Regions from separate parts of the Homo sapiens genome. Here regions 1 and 2 are each linked to region 3. Evidence: chromatin loops called from intact Hi-C (ENCODE). Cell type or tissue: A673. All regions are shown on one strand.

Region 1 (8,000 bases), 58 kb before region 3:
GCTTACATTCTTTTTTTGGTACTAAGTCTTTAAAATCTTGGGTACACTTTATTTTTGCAGCATATCACAAGTGCTAAGTAGCCATGGGTGTTTAATACCTTATTGGACAGCACAGGTCCAGACCATCTCAACACAATTATTAGACTGATGTATTTAATATATATTAATATAGAATATATAAAGTTTGCTGATGCTTTCTCATTATTTGGAGTTTAATTTGTAACAAGCTAGTTTTCAATTTAATGTAAAGAATAAGGCTTTGGTTGGTAAGGCAGTAGAGTTTTTTTGAGTATTAGTATTGCCAGATACTGGGTTTTGCTCTAGGAGCACAGGATGAGCAAACGCAACCCTTTTAAGAGCCCTGGAGTGCTTTGAGTAGAAATATTAAGAAAAGGATAACTATGCATCTGTCTGAAGTTCTGAGGGTACAGTTCTAATTACAAGCTTGTGGGGCTGCAGGGAGAGATACTGAATAACGGAGATCTAGATTTAAAAATCAACAAGTGGCCAGGTGCGGTGGCTCACGCCTGTAATCCTAGCACGTTAGGAGGCCAAGGCAGGTGGATCATTTGAGTTCAGGAGTTCAAGACCAGCCTGAACAACATGATGAAAACCTGCCTCTACTAAAAATACAAAAATTAGCCGGGCTTGCTGGCAGGCACCTGTAATCCCAGCTACTCGGGAGGCTGAGGCAGGAGAATTGCTGGAACTCAGGAGGTGGAGGTTGTAGTGACCCAAGATTACACCACTGCACTCCAGCCTAGGCAACAGAGCGAAACTCTGTCTCAAAAAATAAATAAATAAAAATAAAAAATAAAAATCAACAAGTATTTGAGCTCTAGTTGTGAATTCCACAATTCTTATGTGTTGTAGGTGATATGAAAAATGTATAAAATAGAATTTTAAGAACTTAGCAGACTTACCTAAAAAAGGACTGTCTTAGGTTTGGTTCCCTCAAGGTTCCCCACTAAGTTGGGTTTAAGTTGCTTATTTGAGAGGCAATCTCAGGAGACATGACAAGGGAGTGGGGACCTGAGGCCTTGAGGAGATGTAAGCGGATACAGGACACATGATGAACGGGTTACTGCCATGGGCAACTGGAACTGCATCGCACTGGGGATTCCCTGAGAGATTGGGTGGAACATGGCTCAGAATCCACTCAATGAAAGGTAGGGGATCTGGGGCATTTATCTTCCACCTCCTATCCCTCATTCATTAAAAGTCTCATCTGGGATGTTAACACCCAGCACTCTGGCTGCCCATACTTGAACTGAGCTTACTCCTGCTGCCAGAGAACACCCTTAGGAAGAGAAGGAAGAGGCAGAAAGCTATAGATGTGCATTGGAATTATCACAGGCTATTCTGGTGTAGGCCAAGAAGATATGATTTAGGTTCCTGCAGTGTCTACAATGATAGTTAACAGTCCTAAGTCCTTACCGAGTTACCAGACACTGTCTTTACCACCGTCCATGTACTCATTCATTTAGTCCTCCCGACTATAAGGTAAGTACCTATTACTATTACTAAAAAAGAGGAAATATGGTGAGGAGAGGTTGTGTAATTTTTTCAAGGTCATACAATTAAAAAGGGGCAGAACCAGACTGAGTTTGGTGTCTTAGTCACTGTTTCATTAGTTATCAAATAGTATGAATTGCATAAAAACTGAATCTGCCTTTCTGAGAAAGCCTTCCTGGTTATATTTTACAAATTCTAAATATGTATTTCAACAGAAAACTAACTTTAAAAGTCTCAGTTTTACATTCTGGACTATCTAGACTGTTCTTACCATCAAATTCTCTGTCTGGTAAGTGGGAAAGAAAAGTTCTTTAAACCCAGAAATATTAATAGATAAGGCAGGGTTATCACAGACAGAGGCTTGCAAAAAAGAGAGACGGTGAGTATTATAGAAATTAAGAGTATGTTTATAGGTCAAGTCCCAAGACTGCACACCTCCAAAAATTTCACAAAATCATGGCATACAAAGACCTCTCTCCCTGCAATCTTTGCTCAGGTAAATGAAATATTGTGGGGCTGGCCTTGTAGCTCCTGAAACTAATTTTTCTTTTTCTCTCATCCGTGGACTTCTGTTTGACTTCTCCATCAGATCTCTCTTCCCCACACCTGAAGAGTATCTCAGGCAGACCTTTCCCCTTCTAGTTACTGTCACATCCCAAGCAGGTCTTATTTTCAGGTATCACAAAGTCTAGTTCCTCTAAACCCAAACTTCAGTTTCTCATGTGCTTCAAAGCTCCTCTCCTCTGCCATTTCGGGCCTGACCCAGACTCAGATACTTGCATTAGGGAAGAGCAGAGGGTATTGATTGGTTCTTTATTCACCTGTGACACCCTCCCCCAACTTCCTCTGCTGCATCGAACTCCTCCAGAACCAGGGCAAGGGGATGGAGAGAGGAGAAGAGGCAGAAAGTCTTATCTGAGGAGCACTGCTGCAGTACAGTCTTGGTGCCACCTACATGGCAAACCCTGGCTTTTTCTTTCATCTTCCCAGTTTTGTTGGCTTGTTGGAGATCTCCTTGCAGGGACATCTCTCCGAAACCCCCTTAGCTCCTACATGACAGTTTACCCACCAGTCTCTTTCTGCTGGGCTGGCCAGTCCCTGAAGGTGGGACTGGACTGGTGGGGCCTGGCTCCTTTCAAGGCAGCCAGAGTCCGGCTGTCATTTGAGGTGTCCTTCCTGCCCCCATGAATGACACTCATTCCTCCCACCTCAGGTGAAAATGCTATTTGTTTTGCCTTTAGCTCTCTCTCTTACCCACCATCGAGGCTTGTTCCATCAGCTTCCCCCTTTGGATTTTTGCAGGCTTTATGCCCTCCCAATCCTGGGGAACATCTGCTGAACTTTCCTAAGAATTAGCTCTGATCCCATAGCAGCCTTGCGCTTCTGCAGTCTGCAAGCAACTTGCTTTGGAGTAGGTGGGCAAGATTGAGAGGTATTCTCCCCTGCTGACCAGCGCCTTCACTTCCCCTCCCCTCCCATTATACACTTGCATTGACTAAGAGGAGGGGAGGAAATATTCTGTGTTCAGAGAAATTCTCCCTCACTAACCTTCCAGCATCATTATTACCTTTTCCTTTTCGTTTCCTTTTCTTTTCTTTCTTTTTTTTTGTTTATTTGTTTGTTTCTTTGTTTTTTTGAGACAGAGTCTTACTCTTGTTTCTCAGGCTGGAGAGCAATGGCATGATCCCGGCTCACTGCAACCTCCACCTCCCGGGTTCAAGCAATTCTCCTGCCTCAGCCTCCTGAGTAGCTGGGGTTACAGGCCCTCGCCACTACACCCGGCTAATTTTTTTTTGGCATTTTTTGTAGAGACGGGGTTTCTCCATGTTGGCCAGGCTGGTCTTGAACTCCTGACCTCAGGTGATCCACCCACCTTGGCCTCCCAAAGTGCTGGGATTACAGGTGTGAGCCACCACGCCTGGCCCATTATTGCCTTCTTTCTATGTAGGTGAAGGTGTGTGGTGCTCTATGAGTTACAAAAGTGGTTCCAGCCTCTTAGCAAGTCCTGCGCATGTTCTAATATCTATTGCCCTCAGCTTTGGAGGTTGAATCAAGACCAGGACCCATCCTATGTAATATCCTGTGGCAGAGAAAGAGAGACAGCGACCTCTCCAGGCTGGCTTGAACACAGTCCTGCTTACACACACTGAGAATCATCAGATTACCCCAAGCTCTCTTCTAACATTCAGGGTTTGTTTTTGTTTTTGTTTGTTTGTTGATTTTTTTTTTTTGAGACAGATTCTCACTCTGTCACCGAGGCTGGAGTGTGGTGGTGCCACCTTGGCTCACTGCAACCTCTGCCTCCTGGGTTCAAGCAATTCTCATGCCTCAGCCACCCGAGTAGCTGGGATTACAGGTGCGCACAACCATGCCTGGCTAATTTTTGTATTTTTAATAGAGACAGGGTTTCGTCATGTTGCCCAGGCAGGTCTCGAACTCCTGACCTCAACTGACCCGCCCATCTTAGCCTCCCAAAGAGCTAGGATCACAAGCGTGAGACACCACGCCCAGCCCCAACGTTTAATTTTTAATATTCACAAACTTAACCTCTGTTTGTTTTCTCTAACCCTAAGATCATTCCTAAATTGCTTAAGAAGTGGGGAAACTACTTTTTATTTCTTTTAGACATATGGAAAAACATAAGCCAGGTATAATACTGAAAAGTGATTCAAGCACCCTCAGCTCCACCAAAATACGAGTCATTTAACAATAGAAAAACTTAACAAAAGTGTGATCAGAATAGAAGCATTTGAAAGAAGCCTTCCCCTCCTCCACTAGTGTTCAGCCACAGAAAACTTGAAATGAGTTAAGTTCCCACACTAAATGATTTCCATTTCTACCTCTGAGGAGGGAAGAGGGGGCAGCATCACCCTAATAATATATTTTTAAATGCCCAGCGGAACTTCAAATTCAAAGAAATATAAATCTCTCGCTGTCTGTGATGCATATAGCTATATATCAGAGAGATCTATAAGCTGTTCTCTCTGTGTCATTTTTTTTCTTCTTACAGAGAATCTGTGTGAATCATCATAGCCATAAAATTATATGACTGAACATTGATAATTACATGACTTTTAACTGGAAGTGAACAATAGCTTTAGTTCCCTGATGGAACCATCTTAGCCATAGATTTTCTGTCAACATGCAGCCAAGAGGGTCTGATTTTCTGCCTTTGTGGAAGATTCGGGCATGGTTACCAGCAAGGCTCAGAGGCACAGGGGTGCAGCGTTCCCAGAATCCCTGTTCAAACCAGACCACAACCGGGACAAGGGGAGAAACCCTGCTAGAGTGGGCAGCGCCTGGCTTCCTGTGCTCCCAAGGACCCTTGGCCTTCCCAGTGCCACCTCCTCTGATGGCGGCAAGATACCCAGGAATATAAGGACAAACCCTTTTCCCTTCTGCTCTCACATGACATCAGTTGGCACAAGAAATGCCAAAGTACAGGAGATTGGTTTAATAGCTGCGATTTAGTCTGTTTCCTTAAAATAAAAATAATGTGCTTTCAAACTGCAACATGTTGCTTTAATAATATTTAACAGAATATTTACGGGACAGCAGTTCTAGTTGTGGAATGCAGCTTCATATCTTCCTTCCAAATGCTTTCCCATGCATTAGCTCATCAGGGCTGACACTGATGAGGGGGTAGATTGCACTGATATCATTACCCCTGTTTAAAGCCATGGAAATGGATAGTTCTGAATGGATCTGCCTCAGCTCACAGAGCCAGTTACTTTCAGGGTCAGGACGAAGCCAAGTTTCCTCACCCTCCGAGTCCTATTGACTTAATCAAGGAGAGAAATGCTATGCATCAGTTTTTAAAGAATAGTTTATATTTTTCTGATCACAGAAGTAATTTGCGTTTATCACAGAAAATTGGAAAAACACAGAAAGCATGAAGAAGAAAAGACAGATCACCCATATTCCCAGACAGACCTGCTGACTGCCTGCTGCAAACATTTGGATGCATAGTCTCACATGTACTTGTTTCCTTAAAAATGGTTTCATACTATGCATGCTGCTTTTTAATAGTTTCTTGCATTTTCTTCCCAATTATAAAAGTAACCCATGCTTACTATGGAAAAAGCAGAACACACAATCATAAAGAGCATCAAAACCATTCCGCAATCCCACCCACCAAGAAGTAACCATTATAAAGCAATTTCATTGAATCTGACATTTACAAAGCCAGTAAAGTTGCCACATGCCTCTAAGGCAAGGATAAGAAACGAACACTCTGCCATTATCTTCAGTTAGAATCTAGGCTGATTTATCCAGAATGTCTCTGGGTTTTCAGTTTCCCTTTTTTCTTTTTTTTTTTTTTTTGAGTCTGGCTCTTTCGCCCAGGCTGGAGTGTGCAGTGGCGTGTTCTCGGCTCACTGCAAGGTCTGCCTCCCGGGTTCATGCCATTCTCCTGCCTCAGCCTCTCAAGTAGCTGGGACCACAGATGCCTGCCACCACGCTCAGCTAATTTTTGTATTTTTAGTAGAGATGGGGTTTCACCGTGTTAGCCAGCATGGTCTCGAACTCCTGACCTAATGATCCGCCCACCTCGGCCTCCCAAAGTGCTGGGATTACAGGCGTGAGCCACCGCGCCCAGCCCTGTTTTCTCAAATATAAGCAAGAGTTTCCAATTAACTTCACAAAAATATTTTCAGAATCAATAATATGACATTGGCTGGGAATTGTAAATGTTCTGAAAGAAATCTACAGTCTCCAGGAACCACACTCATTCAGTCTGGGTTCCTCCTTGCCAGGCTAGACCACAAGGAATTGGGGCCACATGAAAATAGTAGAAGGTGGTTTGGCTGCAGATGCACAATCCAGCTTTATCTGGGCCAGAGAATAAAAGGAGCTGACAAAGCAGAGGGGAGTGTGGAGGCTCGTCGTTCCTCTCTGGAGTCAAAACTCCCCAAGCCACACCAAGTGCAGGTGCTAAAGGCTCTGGAAGGGTAGACAGACAGGTCTCTTTACTGTGGCATTTGTACGGATACAGAAAAAAAATGCCTTGAAAATAGGGATGGACCTGAGGAATGGTCCACCATCTGACTTAATAACTAGCTTAATGATGTGGCTGGACCTGCACGAATTGAGCTGGCACCATGGCTTGATCACCTACACAAGCAGCACTGAATTTGGAAGATGAGAGTGTTCTGGTGAGAGTGTATAGAAGGTGAAATTACAAGGATGACTAATAAGACAGGTGGATTTTATGGCTGCAAAGAGGCCCTTAGAAGTGAGCACTCAGGCAATGTGCTACTTCACTACTTAGCTACATAAGACTGAACAACCCAATCCAGCAGATGAAAACATTAAGCGCACCTCTGACGTGTCCCTAGCTGCTGTTATCTCACCTTATCCTCACACCTTGTGCTTGCCAGAGCCTCTTCCTCCTCCTCCTCCTGCATGCTCCATGGAACCACTACTTTCCCAGACGCCCCCAAGCCAAATTCCTCAGCATCATTCTTGACTCCTCCCTCTTTCTCTCATTTCCCACTTCTAATTAATTGCCAAGTCCTGCCAATTCTACTTCCTAAATATTTCTCAAGTCCTCTACTCCTTACATCTCCACTTTTACCAGCAGAGTGGGAGCCACCGTTATCTCTCGCCTCCTCCGCTGCTATAGACTTCTCATTGGTTTTTCTGTTTCCATTCTTGTTGTCCTTGAGACAAGGTGATCTTTTGGAAACACAAACCTGACAGAGCTACTTCTCCACGGAAAACCTTCTAATAACTTCCCATGTGTTTTTCTTAAAAATTAGAGAGTAATATCCATTTCCCATGTTTTTTCTTTAAAGAGGAATATCCATGCAGTGAAAATAACTCTTTTGAATGCATAATTACGTAAATTTTGACAAACACACAGTCAGGTAATCACAGCATTAAAAATATAGAACAGTTCTTTTTGGTGATTAAGAATAGAGCTTTTATAAGCATTCTCATAGAATGTTTTGTGGAATGTTAAGTTTACATTTTACTTAAGTAAATACCTAGGAGTGGCATTTCTAGGTGTACAGTAAAGACAGATTTAACTTGATAAGAAAATGCAGAAATGTTTTCCAACATAGCTGTACCATTTTGCATCCCTCTGCTGGTGGGATAAAGTTCAAACTCCTTCTCAGGTCTTCCAGGGCTCTCTACTCCAGCCCTCTGGCTCCCCACTCACAGCCCTCTCCCTTACTCCACCCTTTCCACGCTTTGTCACCGACCACACTCAACTTCTTTTGCTGCTGTGAACAAGCTCTTACTCATCTCCAGGACTCCCCACATGCTGTGTTTTCTGCCCAAAATATTTTGTATTCCCTTCTTTGCCTAAATAACTTCTTTATCTGGCCAATTTGTTGGCTTAAACATCTCCTTTGCTAGGAAGCTTTCCCTTAACCTAAATTAGGTTCCCCTGTGTGTTTCCTTCCTTCATTCATTCAGCAAATGTCTGATGAATAAACCCAGGATCTAGGCTCTGATCTGGCACTGGAGTTGGGGCAGTG
Region 2 (8,000 bases), 540 kb before region 3:
CTCTTCACCCCAAGATAGCTCATCTTTTGACATTGAACATTAATAAAGAAACCTCTGCATTTGCCAAGACTTACAAGAAATGACAGTTTTCAAATTAAGTGAAATTAAATCATAATAACTAACACTAAGTGCTTGCTACACTGTTCTAAGAACTGGATGCACAGTGATTTATTTAATCAACCCAATAGCCCTGGGAGATGGGGACTATTATTATCACTGTTTTACTGAAGGAGAAATTGTGGCTTAGAGAGGTTAAATATCTCATCCAAGGTCACACAACTAGTAAGCGGTGGAATGGAAATTTAAACTCTGATATTCAGGACCAGAAACTGAGCTCAGAACACTGTGTTTGCAGAGGTGTGTAGCATGTCTTGTAGGGTGTCTTCCTGGAGGCTGAAGAGTGGAGCTCCCGTGGGTCAGATATTGGAGCCTAGGTGGAGGCTGCTGTTTTGTGTGGGGATCCTGCGTTGCTCTTAAACATTTGTAAATGGGATCTGCCCATGCCTGCTAAGACAACAGAGTGCATATGATACTGAAAGAATTTTGGAAGCTACTGTCTACTGGCCTCATTTATAAGAATCACAGGGTGTGGCCTTATGGGGTGATGATGAACCACTTGCTTCTCTTGTTGAACTCCTGGGGATTAAGGCTGGTGAGGGTCAGAGGGCCCACTACAGTACCTGAGGGTAGAAAAAGGGGCCTCTGAAGAATGGGAGGGTTTAGGGCCCTGTCCTTTCCCCAGACCTTCACGGTGTGGACACACCACTCATTGGATAGCCTTCATTCCTTTTCAGACTACAAATTAGAATCATAGGCCTGGAAAGAAGTGAAAAGTCCTCATTTTGCAATGAGGTTGAGGGTGACTCAGTAACTTGCCCCAGTTAACATCAGAAGCTGAACTGGAACTGGCACCTGGACCTCCCACCCTCCTGAGTGGTCTCTAGCCTAGTGCTGGTCCCATCACCTGAGTCTCACCAGAAAGTGCGGGAGGACTGCCGTGCTTCTGTGGTGGGGCAGGAAGAAGGGAGGGGAAATCCAGACAACTGCGGGAACCAGCATGCAACAAGTCACTTAATTCCCGCAGGCATATTGCTAACTCTTGTCCTTATTATCATTTTAAAGTCAGATTTATTGAGGTATAATTTATATGCAATAAATTTCATCAAGTCTACAGTTTGATGAGCCCTAACAAACATACACAGTAATGTAATCACCGCCGGAATAGAAATATATAGAACATTTCCATCATCCTTAAATATTACCTTGTGTCCCTTTGTAGAAAAATGACTCCCTCCCAGCCCCTGGTAATCACTGATCTAACTTCTATCCCTGTAGTTTTGCCTCTTCCAGAATGTCATATTTTGTGTCCACCCTCTGTCGCATAATGCTTTTAAGATCCATCCATGTTTTTGCATATATTGGAAGTTTGTTCCTTTCTTATTGTTGAGTAGTGGTGCGTTGGATGGACCATGGAATTCCAGTTTGTTTAACCATTTGCTAGTTGGTGGACTTTTAAGTTGTTTTCAGTTTTAGGCTATTATGAATAAAGTTCCTAGACACGTGCACGTAGAAGTCTTTGGAAGATATATGTTTCCATTTCTCTTGATAAACAGAAGGAGTGGGATCACTGCATCACATGGCAGGTATATGTTGAGCTGGATAAGAAATCACCAAACTGTTTTCCAAAGTGGCTGTACCATCTTACATTCATACAATGTACGAATGTTCTAGCTGCTCCTAATCCTCTACAACACTTGGTAGAGTTTTTTTTTGGTTTTGTTTTAGTGATTCTATTCTAATAAGCATGTAATAGTATGTCATCACAGTTTTAGTTTGCATTTCTCTAATGACTAATTATATTGAACATTTAAAAAATTTATTTATTTGCCATCTTTTCTTTGGTGAAATCTTTGTTTAAATGTTTGGCTGATTTTTAAAACTTGGGATGTTTGCCGGGCATGGTGGCCCATGCCTGTAATCCCAGCACTTTGGAAGGCCAAGGTGGGCAGATCACTTGAAGCCAGGCGTTTGAGACCAGCCTGGCCAACATGGCAAAACCCCAGCTCTACAAAAAATACAAAAATTAGCCGGGCTTGGTGGCGCGTGCCTGTAGTCTCAGCTACTTGGGAGGCTGAGGCACGAGAATCACTTTACCCTCAGAGAGGGAGGTTACCATGAGCCAAGATCGCACCACTGCACTCCACCCTGGGTGACAGAGGAAGACTCTGTCTCAAAAAAAAGAAACAAAAAACATTGGGATGTTTATTTTCTTATGATTGAATTTTGAGTGTTTTTTGTATGTTCTGGATGCAAGTCCTTTATGAGATCTGTGTTTTGTAAATCTCGGCTTCTAGTATGTGGCTTGTCTTTTTATTTTCTTAATGGTGTCTTTCAAAATGTAGAAGATTTACATTTTGATAAAGTCTAATTTATCATTTTCTTAAATGGCTCGTGCTGTTTTTTTGAAAGCTTAACCCGTGGCTGCAAAGATGTTTCCCTATGTTTTATTGCAGAAGTTTTTTAGGTTTTACATTTAGGTCTATAATTCATTTTGAGTTAATTTTGTATGAGGTGTGAGATATAAGTCAAGGTTTATTTGCTTTTGTATGGATATCTTGGCTTTATTTTCTAAGCACTCTTATGCTTGGTGGTGGGAGGTGGTACATCAGAGGCAAAGGGATCTCCAGCTTGGAAGGCTTGCTGTAGCTCTCAAGCTACAGTGGCTGTGCCATTAAGACCTCCTCATTCCTATGCAGTAGATAGGGTATAGATCGTTTGTCTCTCTACAAGGTTCTGTCAGTGAAGTCAGACTTAGGGCTGACAGCCGTGGCATGTCTGGGAAGGATTCCTGGGGTTAAAGACCGGTGCTCCCAGGCTTAGAGCCTGGGGTTGCTCTTTGTTTATTTAGACAAGTCTCCTGACATTTATTAACTCTCTGGCACTAGGGGGGCTGGAGAACTGCACATGGGTCCTGCCTTTCCTCCTGCCTGTCCAGTTTGCCTGAGGTCCCAGGGTCAGTCGAAGAAGGTCAAGTCAGCGTTCAGAGTTCAAGGTTTTCCCTGGAGTATCTGGGTGTCCATAATCATCCTTAGCACGATGCAGCTCTCTCATCTTTTTCTTTCCACTTTGTCAGTATTTCTCTAGTGGTATAATCAAACTAAAATAAAGATGTAAGGAAAGTCAGGAAGCAAAAACAAAAGGCTGGAAGAGAAGGGTTAGCTTGTGGGCAATACATCTTGTTGGTTGCTGGTAGAGATACATGCACCTCTAGAGGCATTCTGCTGCTGCTAGTGTGAGGCTGAATGGCTAAGGGGCAGTGGCCAGGGATCAGGGGTCATCCTGGTCTACTTCCCCAGTGCCACCTTGATCTACCTGGAATTCACAAGAGACTGGTTAGTTCCTCACTTATAGCTCTCATCCAAGCCCTCTTCCCAAAGCATGGCAATTGGGGGAGATCTCTCATCTGTATGTTCCTTCCTGTCCCCTTTCCAGTCCACTGTACTCCATATCCCAGTGCTGATTCAGGCTGTCTCATTTATCAGGGAAATCTTTAGCTCACAAAAGCCGTGGGGCACTAGAAGCTAGGTGCTAGGGACCTAGCACACTCATCCCCAGCACCCAACTCCTAGCGCCCCACGCAATTCAGGCAGACAGAAATGTTTTCCTCTGATTCTTCACTCCATCACTGTGCTTCCCCTCCTATTGGTTTCAACATCTTATCTAATCTTCATAAGGAAGCACTTCTCTCTTTGACTCCATCTCTCTTTGTTAGTCTCACTCTTTCCATTAATTCTCTGTGAGAGGTAAAGAGACAGAGGAGTCAAGGTCAGGAGTAAGTGTAGTTTAATGTGAGGCAAGACTTGTTTTTCCGAATTCTTTCTCAGGGAAGAGTGGCTTGGCCAGAAAGGAGCTGAGTGGTGCTTTTTGTTCTTCTTACCCAGAGCCGAGGGCTTTAATAACCTTAGCATTCTTTGGGGAATAGTAGTCCATCTGTTTATGGCTTACTACAGCCCAAAAGTGGTCTAGTAATTTTGGCTAGATTTCTGGAAGACTGAGACTCAGCATCCGAGGCTGAGGTGGGACTCCAGCTTGCCCAGGGCTATCCTGTGGCTACCTCGTGTTCTCCTGCCTCACACCCTGGCAGGCCGGACTGTAGTGTTTCCCAGCTGACTGAATGATGTGATGTCTTGATTGCAGCAGAAAATCTTTTGAGTTGCTCAAGGCCCGTGTGCCTTGCCTTTGTTTTTGCATGTCAAGCTGCACATCTTAGAGATGCACCTGCTATTTCAGTTATCGAAAAAGGGAAAAGGTGAGGAGATATGGCAGCCTTTAGAGGAAATCCCCCAAACTCATCTTTGATTTCACTGATTGTGGACCTCGCCTTCGAGGAAGGACCCCAGGGTGTAGCTTCAGCCTCCTGAAATGAGCGGGGGTACTTTTGCTTCCTTGCAGAACCCCTCATGGGTTCTCATGCAGTGGCTTAGATGAGTCAAATAAAATTTCTGCCAGCAGAGGGCGCACATTCCAGAGCTGGCTCTGCGCGGGTCTCCGCCCTCAGCAGTAATTCCTGCACTAAGTGGATCTGAATTTTTAGAGTGCAATCCAGGCACCTGCCTTTTTAAACAAGAACCTCAGATGACTTGATGCACACTTTGAGACATGCCAAAAGAGAGTTTGGACTCTCCCACTGCCTCCCTCTCCCTGGTACCTCGACCCAGGTACTCTGTGTTATGCTGATCTTCACTGCTTCATACCTCCACGCCCAGCTGTGACTGCTGACGACAACATGTTGCTCTGGGCATCTGTATTTAACCAGAACAACCCTGTCCTTAGACTCTAAGCTGACCGGTGAAAGAGGGAAACCTTGCAATGGCGTTAACAAAAAGCCACGCTGTTCTCTATATAACCAACATTTTCCCCCCTTACCTCCCTCACCCCCAATCCCAAGCTTATTCTTTCAGCCTTCAAGGCTGGTTTCTCCTGGTGGAGCAGGAAGGCTTGGGTAAGAGCACATATTTTGATATTCCACACATTGGGGTTCAAGTTCTGACACTTTACAGCTACATGGTGACAGTGGGTCAGTTATATATGCTCCATAATCCTCAGTTTACTGATCTGTAAAAATAGGATAAAGAAAGACCCTACCATAAAATGTTCCAGGGAAGATCCAATACAGTAATGCATGTAGCAGGGCATTAAAAAGGATTAAAGACTGACATGTGAAGGCAATATTTAAGAAATTGGGATTGTTTAATCTGGACAAGGAAGAAAAACCTGAAAGAATTTCTATATTTCCAGGCATCAGAAGTAATAAACATAGACATTTATGATTTTATGTACTTTTATTCTTTTCTATAGGTATTAAGGTATGGTTACATGTGATGTAACTTGTATTGAATTGTAACATTTTTCAGACAAATGAATTAACAAATTAGAAAGACTCCCTGGTCAACCACATGCCTTGATTTTTGGTTTGGAAAATGAGGATGATTTTTGCCTGGTAATTGTCTTGGGGGAAGTTTTGCAGGATGTGGTAGGGCAGCAGCTGTTCCTAAAACAGAATTATCCAAACTGATATGTTACTGGGAGTCAGTGAAAGTCTCCATAAAGCCAGAGAGCTCAGAAATGGTCCAGGTTTTGCTCACTGATAAGTTGATTGGAGTAAATCAGGAATCACTGCTAGGGACATGGAAAAATAGACCGGGCTCACTCAGTCCATTTCCTATTGATGTTTCCTCAGCTGGAAAGAGCCCCCACTTATCCAAAGCAGGCTAGTGCTTTGAAAGAGCTGAAGTGCTACCTAAGGAGAGGATATGATCTAACAATAGTCATAGTAATTATTATTACTTTCACCAACCACACCGAGCAAGGATATACATCCCAGTGCTTTGATCTCATTTCCAGTATCCCCCTTATCTAAAGACACTTGACAATTCTTTCTTGTCTGACTCTGCAAGTCTTGAGCAATTTAAATTTTAACACTTGTGTTTGCTGACAGGGCACCCAAAATCCCAAATCAGATTTAATGCAATGTTAATGCTATTTATTTTTCTTGCTGCAATAAGTTTATATTAGCCATTTAGTGGCTTACATTGTGCAAAACGAGTTGTATCAGCAGGCACTTTTCTGTAACATCTGGGCACTTGGAAACATAATACTTAAATACAACCTGAGTTTAAAGCCTTCCACAGACAGATGGCTAATTTGATTGATCTAATCTTTCAGTTAGGAATAGATCCCATGATCCTTTGCTTGTAATTCTTGAGTGAGCAGATAAATAAAAAAATGGGTGATGGCTGTGAATTAGGCACCTGTTATATTGTCTGTAATTTATTTTTTAAGTACTTCAATATAAACAGTGACTCTACGAATTACTTTAATCTCTACCCTGGGGGAGCTTAGTTAACACTTGAAGTAATCCAGGCTAGAAGGCACCGCTCTGGCATAAGAATTTACAGCTATTTTCATCTCTTGGTGATTGTGCCATGCCAGTGGTTAGATATTTGGAACTTCACCTCTGTCTTAGGCAGGAATCCAGACTGATTAGTGATTATTTGAAGAACTTTACTATGACGTTCCAAGTGGCAGCAAATATACTTAGAATGATGTTATCAGATATTCACGCTAGAGGGTTCATTAATTAGCATAAATGATGTTAGATGCAATGTTTTTATTGGTGAAAATATGTGATTAACTAGAAAGATTATTCATGTCCCTCTATTTTTACGTGGACAAAGAGTAAGAATCCAGCAACTCCAGAAATCAAGCTACTTTCGAGTGGCTGAATACAGCTAGAGCTCCATTCATTTCTGTGTTTCCCTCACACAACAGTAGACTCATTTGCCTGGCCCCACCCGGCAAGATGGTTTGTTGATTTTTCCATTAGAATATTGATGTATCTCTCTCAGCAGATACAAGCAGTTGCTTGTATTAATTAGGGTAATTAGCATTACCTATTGTAATAAATCCAAATCTGGGTGGCTTGACACAAAATTTATTTTTTGGACTTAGTCTAAGTCCAAAGTGGATGTTCCTTTCTAGGAAGCCCACCTCAGCTGTCTTCCTCCAAAGGGTGACTTGAAGACTCAAGTCATTCTGTCTTTAATCCCACCATCTTATAATACCACCATCTTTAAAATGGACCTCCAGGGTGGGAGGTAAAGAAAAAGAAGTCTTGTGAGAGATTTTTCTGTGCCAAATCAGAATATGGTCATGTTGCCCTAACCCAACTATACGGTTTCTGGGAAATGTCGTTCAGTAGTGTGCACAGGAAGAAAAATAACTAGATGTGGTAGATTGTCTCTGATGCAGTGCTTTGGAGTTCCTGAAATGACAAGAGGAAACATCACCAAATTTACAGCAGCAGGTTGTATGATAATTTTCGTGGCTTCTTTCCCATGGATATTTTATACGTGGCAGAATTTGACTTGGAATTTGCTTTTGTTGTAGTGTACAACCTGGTTGAAAAGCAAATAGTTACCATCTACTTTTACTTGCTGGAGGCCACCACAATTTTAAAAAGGAATCTAAAAACTAAACAGTCAAATTGATTTAGGCCAGTTTGCAGTAAGGTTCAAAAATATGTATATGGGTAAGTGCATATGTGCTATATGTTACTATATATATTTCCTACATTTTACAAAAGGTAAAATTAATCCCTTTAAAAAAAGTTGGCCAGGCTCAGTGTCTCACACCTGTAATTGGGAGGCTGAGGTGGTGGGTGGATCGCTTCAGCCCAGGAGTTTGAGACCAGCCTGGGCAACATGGCGAAACCGCATCTCTACTAAAATACAAAAAATTAGCCAGTTGTGGTGATGTGCACACTTACAGTCCCAGCTACTCAGGAGGCTGAGGTGGGAGGATCACCTGAGCTCAGGAAGTTGAGGCTGCAGTGCAACATGATCCTGCCACTGCACTCCAGCCTGGGCGATGGGAGTGAGACCCTGCATCAACAGCAACAACAACAACAACAAAAACAACCAAAAATTCACTACCCAGTG
Region 3 (8,000 bases):
TAACATGATATGTCCACGCCCAAACAGCTAGTTAGTTGTGGAGCTGGGTTTTGAGCATAAGCCTCAACTCCTGTGATAAAGTGTAAATATTACTCAGGTTTTCTTGACTTCTTATTTCCATTCAGTGAAGGCATCATTTTTACAAAAACAATATCACATGCAAATGGGACTTTCCAGTGTTTGCTGATGGATTGGCAAACAGTACTTAGATTCTCACTGAAACCCAACTTTTCTTCTCACTGCATGCACAATGGGATCATCGGTTCCCTTGCCGGGCACCGAGTAGGGAAGAGAGTTCTGCTAATGTGTTCCAATTCCTTGGGATCAGCCCAAATTGCCCCAAGGTTTAGGGATTTGCAATACCAGACATCTGACTGGATTATTCAATAGTCATCTCCTCCCCACCCCCAAACCCCTGTCAAAAGTGCAATAAGGCACATCAAGACAGCATCTTTAGAAAGAAGTTTTAGTATACCTTCTTGAGACAAAGCTAAGCTTTTGGTGTTGCAAACCAACAATGGCTCTCATAGTCCCTCCCTCCAGGAAAATTAATAATACATGAGGATTTTCAGGAATTGCTAGAAGCATGATACCCACTCTTTCCAGATTTCCTGGAAGAATACTGATTTCTGTCTGACAAATAAGTTCATTAAGCATGTAATGAAAATTTAATTTGATTTTCAGACCTTTGCAAATGTATCCTATTCATCAACCCATTCGTGAGAAAAAAGAATCCTTTGATGGACCTTGTGTCCTGATGGTTTGTTTGGAAATGCAGGGGGTGCAACCCAATATAAAGAATGAGCTGAAGACAAGAAAGCAGCCTGAGAACCTCCATGCTGGCCTGGTCTCGGCTCCTCCCACCTCCACCCAGCCCCCACCTCCTGGACGGCAGGCAGGGCAAACATCTATGCTCCACCCAACACACATGCATGAGGAGCATTCTTTCTTCCCACAAGGCAAATTTCGTTTTTGCAGAAAATGCATCTGACTCACTTTCTCCTCTGAGGGTTACGAGATGTCCTGCTATAGGTCACAAGTTCAGCTGAGTCATGAATGCTGAATTGCCAGCTGTGCTCATCCAATCATATTTAACATTCAGAAGTGCCATGAAACCCCAAACCCACAAAAACAACTTAACTGCAGGGCCCAGACCAAATCAGTAGCAGAGGGGGGTTTCAATGCTGTTCTGTCAGCTATTTTCCCCTGAACCCCAATCTTTACCCCCCAACCCTCTGGTCATCATCTCCTATCATCCTTCCCTCCTCTCCATCTTCTCTCTGTCTCTCTGTCCCTGCATTTCCAGTCTGGTTAAATCTGAGTTTCAGCCGGGCGTGGTGGCTCACACCTGTAATCCCAGCACTTTGGGAGGCCAAGGCGGGTGGATAACGAGGTCAGGAGTTCAAGACCAGCCTGGCCAACATGGTGAAACCCCATTTCTAATAAAAATACAAAAATTAGCCGGGCATGGTGGCGGGAGCCTGTAATCCCAGCTACTCGGGAGGCTGATGCAGGAGAATCGCTTGAACCCAGGAGGCGGAGGTTGTAGTGAGTGGAGATCGTGCCACTGCACTCCAGCTTGGGCGATAGTGTGAGACTCCGTGTCAAAAAAAAAATTCTGAGTTTCAATGTGCAGCGTGATTTCTTCTCTTCCTCATGATTGCTGTCAATTCCTGGCTGCAGGAACAAGGATCTTGCCAACAATCCTGAGCCAGAGCGTTCTGAGCTCCCCACCCTTTCTTCCTGTCACCTTCCGATTCATTTCCTGTAAGCTGTGACCCTTTCTTGGGAACATTAATTAGCCATGATGCTTTTTTATCAGAATTCTAGGAAAATGATACCGGTATGACTCACACTTCTGCTGTTTAAACAGTGTTTACTATATTTGAGTGCGGCAGATGAGCTTTTTGCAGGGTGCTTACTATATAGATTTATGACCTTCTATAACCATTCTGGGAAAGAAAGAAAAAGCATGCATCGGCACCACTTAATGAGGCTTTACCGTATCATTCAAACTTTTAGAGTGAAAACATATGGGATGCAATATCTTTAGATGATCTCATAAAAGCCTTTATTTAGGAATACAACACATTTCTTTCGTGATGCTAGTTTTAAGAATGAAGTTACCACAACCCCCAGAGATTATATTCTACCACTCTTTGCTTGATAAGAGGGTGATTTTCACAATCTACACTGTAGCTATCTAAGGGATTTTACAATCTATGCAGTCATGAGCTGGATTAAATAAACTATGTAAATTTATGTGGACCAGGGTCTAAATTAATTCAGGCCAAAATAAATCAAACCTTAGCTAGACCATGATTTAATTAAAAATTGAAAATATGACTCATGGCACTTAAGTATACTGATGTTTACTGCCAAAAGAAGCATTGTTCCTGTGACAGAGATAAATGCAGGAAGGGCTGATAGATTCCTCAAGGTTGAAACAGAGATACTGAGATGGACATGGCATCATACACATTCCTACAATTGCTCAAATAAATATCTTTTGGATGAGTATCAGAAGTGAACTCAAAATATAGTCATGAAAAATCCATAGATATGTATGTTTTTATTCCCAGATTCTTCTCGCTCTAATTTTGGAGTTTTTGTGTTTTTCTTCTTGTGACTATATATATGTCATATATATTCATATATACATTAATATATAATCTCTATATATGAATATGTTTTTTGTCAATTTTTAAAAGCTCTTCTCCTTCCCGTTTTGACTTTTATATATTACTTATGTATTTTCTCCCTTCTATTTTCTGGAATCTGTCCTCTGACTTGCAATGTTAAGAGCATTCCTACTAGTGTGTCCTGTGCTGTGCAGGTTTGCATGTTTATGAAGCTTCCTTCTTGGAATATATGGACGATCTTTCACCTGGCTGAGGCTCCTCCTCCTCTTGCGTCCTCAACAAGGACCCGCGGCCACTGTCAGGGCTGCCCTCAGCATGACGCGGATTTCAGGGAAGGCTGGGTAGGGTAGGAATGTGTTTGAACCCCAACCAGGACCCATGGGAGGACTACTATGTGGGTGTTTAGGCAGCTATCAGGACAGTATTCGAAATCCAGATTCTCCGGGGCATGCGGCCTTGGCCATCACACGGATCTGGGGGACTCCCAGGCTGCAGACACTGCAGGCAGAAGGAAGCCGTGGTTCCTACCGGAGGCGCGAAGGCAGTGAAGTCGCCTCCACTCCAGTGTTCTGCTCTTGCTCCCTGCAGCCCTCGCCGCCCCGCCCGGTCCACGACCAGCTCCTCCCTGGGGATCTCTCCGAGCAGTGCCATTTTGCAATTCATCCTCCAACATTTCCAAGTAAAGCTTTTCTGTCATATTTGTGTTCGGGGAGTCTCTAATGCTTTAAGGCAAAGAAGTCAGTAATTTGGAGCTTCAGGCCTCTAGCAGGGTGGGAAAGGGGAGTCTCTTGCTAAGTCAGTAGGCGCCTGGGTGTCCTCCAAACCCCATAGGGCTTGTGGGACCTGTGCCACCCCTCCTACAACAGGGCCTCCTGTTCCTCCACAACAAGCTGGCTCTGTGACCTGCAGGATGGAGAAAGGTTGTCCTGGCCCCTGCCAGACTGGGAAACATCAGGGCTCTCAGGAAGGACAGGGATTTCCCCACACATTAACCTTGTGCAGGGGATTGGGAGGGAGTTGGTGCAAGCCTTTGAATTATTGTCCCCTTCCTTTCACTCTTCAGTATGAGCGTGAGCCTTCCTCCCCAAATACATGAACAATTTTTAGGAGACTTAGATAGAGAGAAACGCAATATTTAGGATCAAGTTTAAGATCCCCCAGAATTTCCCTCAAGAACGGCTAAAGCACATGGCCAAGAATCCCCTCACTACCAGCTGTGATCAATCAGGAGAGGGGAGGGGGCAGCTCCTAACACGACAGAGGCGAGTCTTGGCAAATGGATCTCATCTCCTGTGGGCTGGTCTGATCTTAAACTCCAAGGGAACCGCAGAGGCCTTTGTTCCTGCCTCACAGAAGGCGGCCGCCCGGGAAGCCGAGGAAGACCCATGCATTAGCCTATGGCGCCACCTAGCAAAACCAGGGGGTACTTAAGAAAGATGGAGCTGGGAGGTTGTGGGGTTTGTTTTGGATTGGTTTTTTTCCACAACCAGAAAAGGGGGTTTCCATTTCATTCACAGAGTTCTGGGAAATGGAATTTGTATAAAACATTTTTTGGTCATGATGGAAAACATTTATTTGACTCTAATGAGAGAATCTGACCCAAAGGCAATAGTAATCAAAACCTACGAGGACAAGTGCTTGATTCTCTGAACTTGTTGTTTTTTTTTTTTTCTAGTAACAGCTGTGACTATGCAGTTTTTGCTTCAAAAAGAACTTGATTCTATCTTACGTTAAAGATATCTTAAGTTAAAGAGTTACTTCTGGGCAATGTCTTCATGTCCAGAAGGGAAGAGGGGCTCGACACCGTGCTGCAGACAAACAAGTACGGTTGTGTCAAGGGACATTCTGACAATTTTATGATGTCACTTTGCCCCTTTTGGGTTCTGGAAAGTGAACTGTGGCTTCCCAGCTCCCACACATTAGCCCCATGAGGAGACACTTGGTGTACGTGCTGAAAATGCAGCACACCCGGCCGGGCACTGTGCCTCACGCCTGTAATCCCAGCACTTTAGGAGGCCGAGGCGGGCGGATCACCTGAGGTCAGGAGTTCGAGACCAACCTGGCCAACATGGTGAAACCCCATCTCTACGAAAAACATATAAAAATTAGCCGGGCATGGTGGCGGGCGCCTGTAATCCCAGCTACTCAGGAGGCTGAGGCAGGAGAATCGCTTGAACCCGGGAGGCGGAGATTGCAGTGAACCGAGATCGTGCCACTGCACTGCAGCCTGGGCAACAGAGTGAGACTCCGTCTAAAAAAAAAAGAAAAGAAAAGAAAATGCAGCACACCCAAAACATCCTTGGAGACCACGTCCAGATGGGAGCAGCCCTTCCCATCTGAAACATACAAATCTTTGTGGAAACAGAGACTCAAGAATGCCTCTAGGTTCCAGGCAAAAAGTGTTTTGATAACCGCACTGAGAAGAGACAGTCTTTGCCTTTAAAGGGTTAGGAGAATACAGTGGTTGTCAATATGGGCTCTGGAGCCAAATGCCTGGGGTCGAGCTCGCTTCCCTATTACTTCAACTTCAGTAACCTTAGTTCTCTATAAAATGAGGCTAATTCATAGGGTTTTTGTGACGTTTAAATGACATAAACCATATAAGGTGCTTACAATAAGACCTGGCACATGCAGGCACTTAATTTAAATGTTAACTAGTATTTAATCATTCTAGAATTTAAAGGAACAAACCCGAGTTTTCTCGCATCCTAATAAACCAGCCATGTTTTTTGATCCTACCTGAAGCGGTCTTCGTTAATTAGCATAGCGTATTGTGCCTGCGTAGCAGCCCCCAATGGCAATTTCTTTTTGATACCTTCACATTGGCAGCAGAAATAGGAGCAGGTGTCCAGCTTTTAAAAATTCTTTTAGGAGGTGCAGCACACCAACATGGCACATGTATACACATGTAACAAACCTGCATGTGGTGCACATGTACCCTAGAGCTTAAAGTATAATAATAATAAAAAAAATTCTTTTAGGAGAAAAGCATTCAAAAAAGTTTGAAGACCACTGCTCTATCTCAAATGGATGCTCAATTAATGCAGTTGACCAATTGATAATCAAGGTTTTTTTTGTTCACTTGCTTTTTCATGTATTACATTTTAAGTTTCTTAAGTGCAAGGATCCTGCCTGGCTACCCTATACCCCCAAACAGCAAGAAACTCTTATGTAATTTTAGATTAAACACCTAGACTAAACACCTAGACTATTTGAAAAGTGGTACCTTTTCTTAATCATATTAATATGACCAAGAGTCATATTATTAGTCAATTGAACTGACACTGTAGGCAAATAAAAACAAGAATTAATTTTTGGAGCCATCTTTGAAGGGCTAGCCACTGTGTATCGTCATTGACTCTGGTCTATTATTCTATTCAACCAATGCCTCACAAGAATCAAGTTACAACACAACATTATGAACAGCCCATTTCTTAGGGTATGGCAAACCGATGCCTTTTCCCGCAAGGCGAGTGCCTAAAGAATTTACCAGAAAGCCTTTGACAGTGATTAATGTCAGTGAAATAGCACTTTATTGTTAGAAGACATGGGATACATATCAACATACAAAACTTAAAGCGGAAGCCAAAGTGCAATGCTTCCTTGAGCTTCATTGACCAAGACAAATGAGGTCGTGCTCAGGCACTGGTGGTGGGAAAAATGGCTTGACAAATCTGCTATGTCCAGTATCTCCAGGCTTCACGTGGCTTTTTATTTATGCCTAATTAAACTGCAAAAAAAGGAATATTAATTTGATCTGAGAGCAGAGTAGTCTACATTCTTCCTATTTTTTATGTTCATCCTGCACCCATATTTGTATAATCACACATTCTCATCTGAATTGGATCAAGAGTCTTTGTTCTGAAAAATTATTACAAATTCTTTATGGATAAGAAGACATGGATAGCCATACTAAAGACCAAAGACTTTTTTGACTGCTGTATTCTATAGCATTTGCTTTCAGGTCTGATTGCAATGTTTTGTACAAAGCACACCAGAAATACAAACTTCACTGGAATTGCAACAGCAATTCACTGTACTCATGTAATAGTAATAGCAATTCCTGACATCTTCTGATTTTGGAACAACCCTTTGTAGGTGAAAACTCTGTTCATGGCAATTTGAGCATAAACTCTCTTTCCATATTGTTGTTAAATTTTGATGTACTGGAGCTGGGAAAGAAGCACCAACTTCATGCAACTCCATGCCAAACCAACCCCCTGCCTCTGATATGCCACAATGATCTGATGAATTATAATGTTCTACATATGATCTACTTGGCTGCAAAATGTTATCAGGTATATAAGCACATACACTTGGAGGCACATGACTTTATGTATTTAATATAATCCTAATAGAAATTTCCATGAGCTTCTCAGGAACCCTGGCAACTAATCCCAAAATGAATATGAAAGAGCCAAGGACCAAGAAAAGACATGACACTCAAAAAGAAGAACCCTACAGGAGATCTTGTCCTCCAGATATTACAATTGTTCTAGGGCTATAGCAATTAAGATAGTGTGGTATTGGGATAAATCATATAGATGGACCAGGGCAACAGAATATAGAATCCAGAAACATAACACACATGCATAGAAATTTTTTTTTCCTAGAGCTGGCATTGCAGACACTTGGAGGAAATATTAATTATTTCAATATGTGGTTATGGGGAAAACATATTACTCATGTGTTAAAAAAATAAAATTGGACCTCTTATATCACACAAAAAGCCAATTTCTGGTGTACTAAAGACTTAAATTTGAAAAGCAAAATTACAAAACTTATCAAAAATTAATATACATTGATAATTTTATAGCTTCCTAGTTTATAAAGACTTTCTAAATATGTATATTATAAATAGAATGATTCTTAAAATGAGATCAACCACATTAAAATTAAGAATTTACGTTCCTTAAAATGCACTGTAATGACCAACCTGGGAAACAGTAGGATGCCGTCTCTACAAAAAATTAAAAATCAGCTGGGCATGGTAGTACACACCTGTAGTCCCAGCTGCTTGGGAGGCTGAGGTGTGAGGATCGCTTGAGCCTGGTAGGTCAAGGCTGCAGTGAGCCATAATCGTGCTACTGCACTCCAGCCTGGGCAAGAGTGAGAGCCTATCTCAAAAAATAAAAAATAAAAATAAAAGACACTGTAATGAAAGTAAAAAAATAAGTGTCAGAAACTGGGAGAAGGTACTCATAACATAGAGAATTAAGCCCCAGAATATACAAAGAACTCTATAAACCTGTAAGAAAAAAATGAACAATCCAACTGATGAATGAGCAGAAATGTTACATGTGTGTTTCACAGAAGAGAAAGAAATGGCAACAAATACATGGAAAATGCTCAATCTTA

What was found. Hi-C counts contacts between places; a loop is a spot of excess contacts. Peaks named below come from ENCODE experiments on the same cell type or tissue, not always from the same donor. Only the 100,000 strongest peaks of a DNase experiment are listed, where the experiment ranks them.
Region 1: it touches region 3 in a loop (9-fold over the local background); 5 of 110 quality-filtered maps call a loop at or near these places.
Region 2: it touches region 3 in a loop (9-fold over the local background); 16 of 110 quality-filtered maps call a loop at or near these places.

Annotation. Positions count from the first base shown.
Region 1 is chr5:38,747,687-38,755,686 of GRCh38, forward strand. The region is part of intron 2 of OSMR-DT (OSMR divergent transcript); the gene reads right to left. Among named protein-coding and RNA genes, the nearest start is that of LINC01265, 31 kb to the left of the region's middle. In A673, a CTCF peak has its summit at 3,614 (motif pointing left); DNase peaks (open chromatin) are centred at 3,605 and 7,755.
Region 2 is chr5:38,261,230-38,269,229 of GRCh38, forward strand. All of the region lies in intron 1 of EGFLAM (EGF like, fibronectin type III and laminin G domains), which reads left to right. Among named protein-coding and RNA genes, the nearest start is that of EGFLAM, 6.7 kb to the left of the region's middle. In A673, a CTCF peak has its summit at 4,504 (motif pointing right); a DNase peak (open chromatin) is centred at 4,532; H3K27me3 peaks cover 155 bases.
Region 3 is chr5:38,805,953-38,813,952 of GRCh38, forward strand. All of the region lies in intron 1 of OSMR-DT (OSMR divergent transcript), which reads right to left. Among named protein-coding and RNA genes, the nearest start is that of OSMR-DT, 36 kb to the right of the region's middle. RefSeq lists an enhancer at 4,623-5,123. In A673, a CTCF peak has its summit at 4,053; DNase peaks (open chromatin) are centred at 1,829, 2,349 and 4,009; H3K4me3 peaks cover 605 bases; H3K27ac peaks cover 3,283 bases.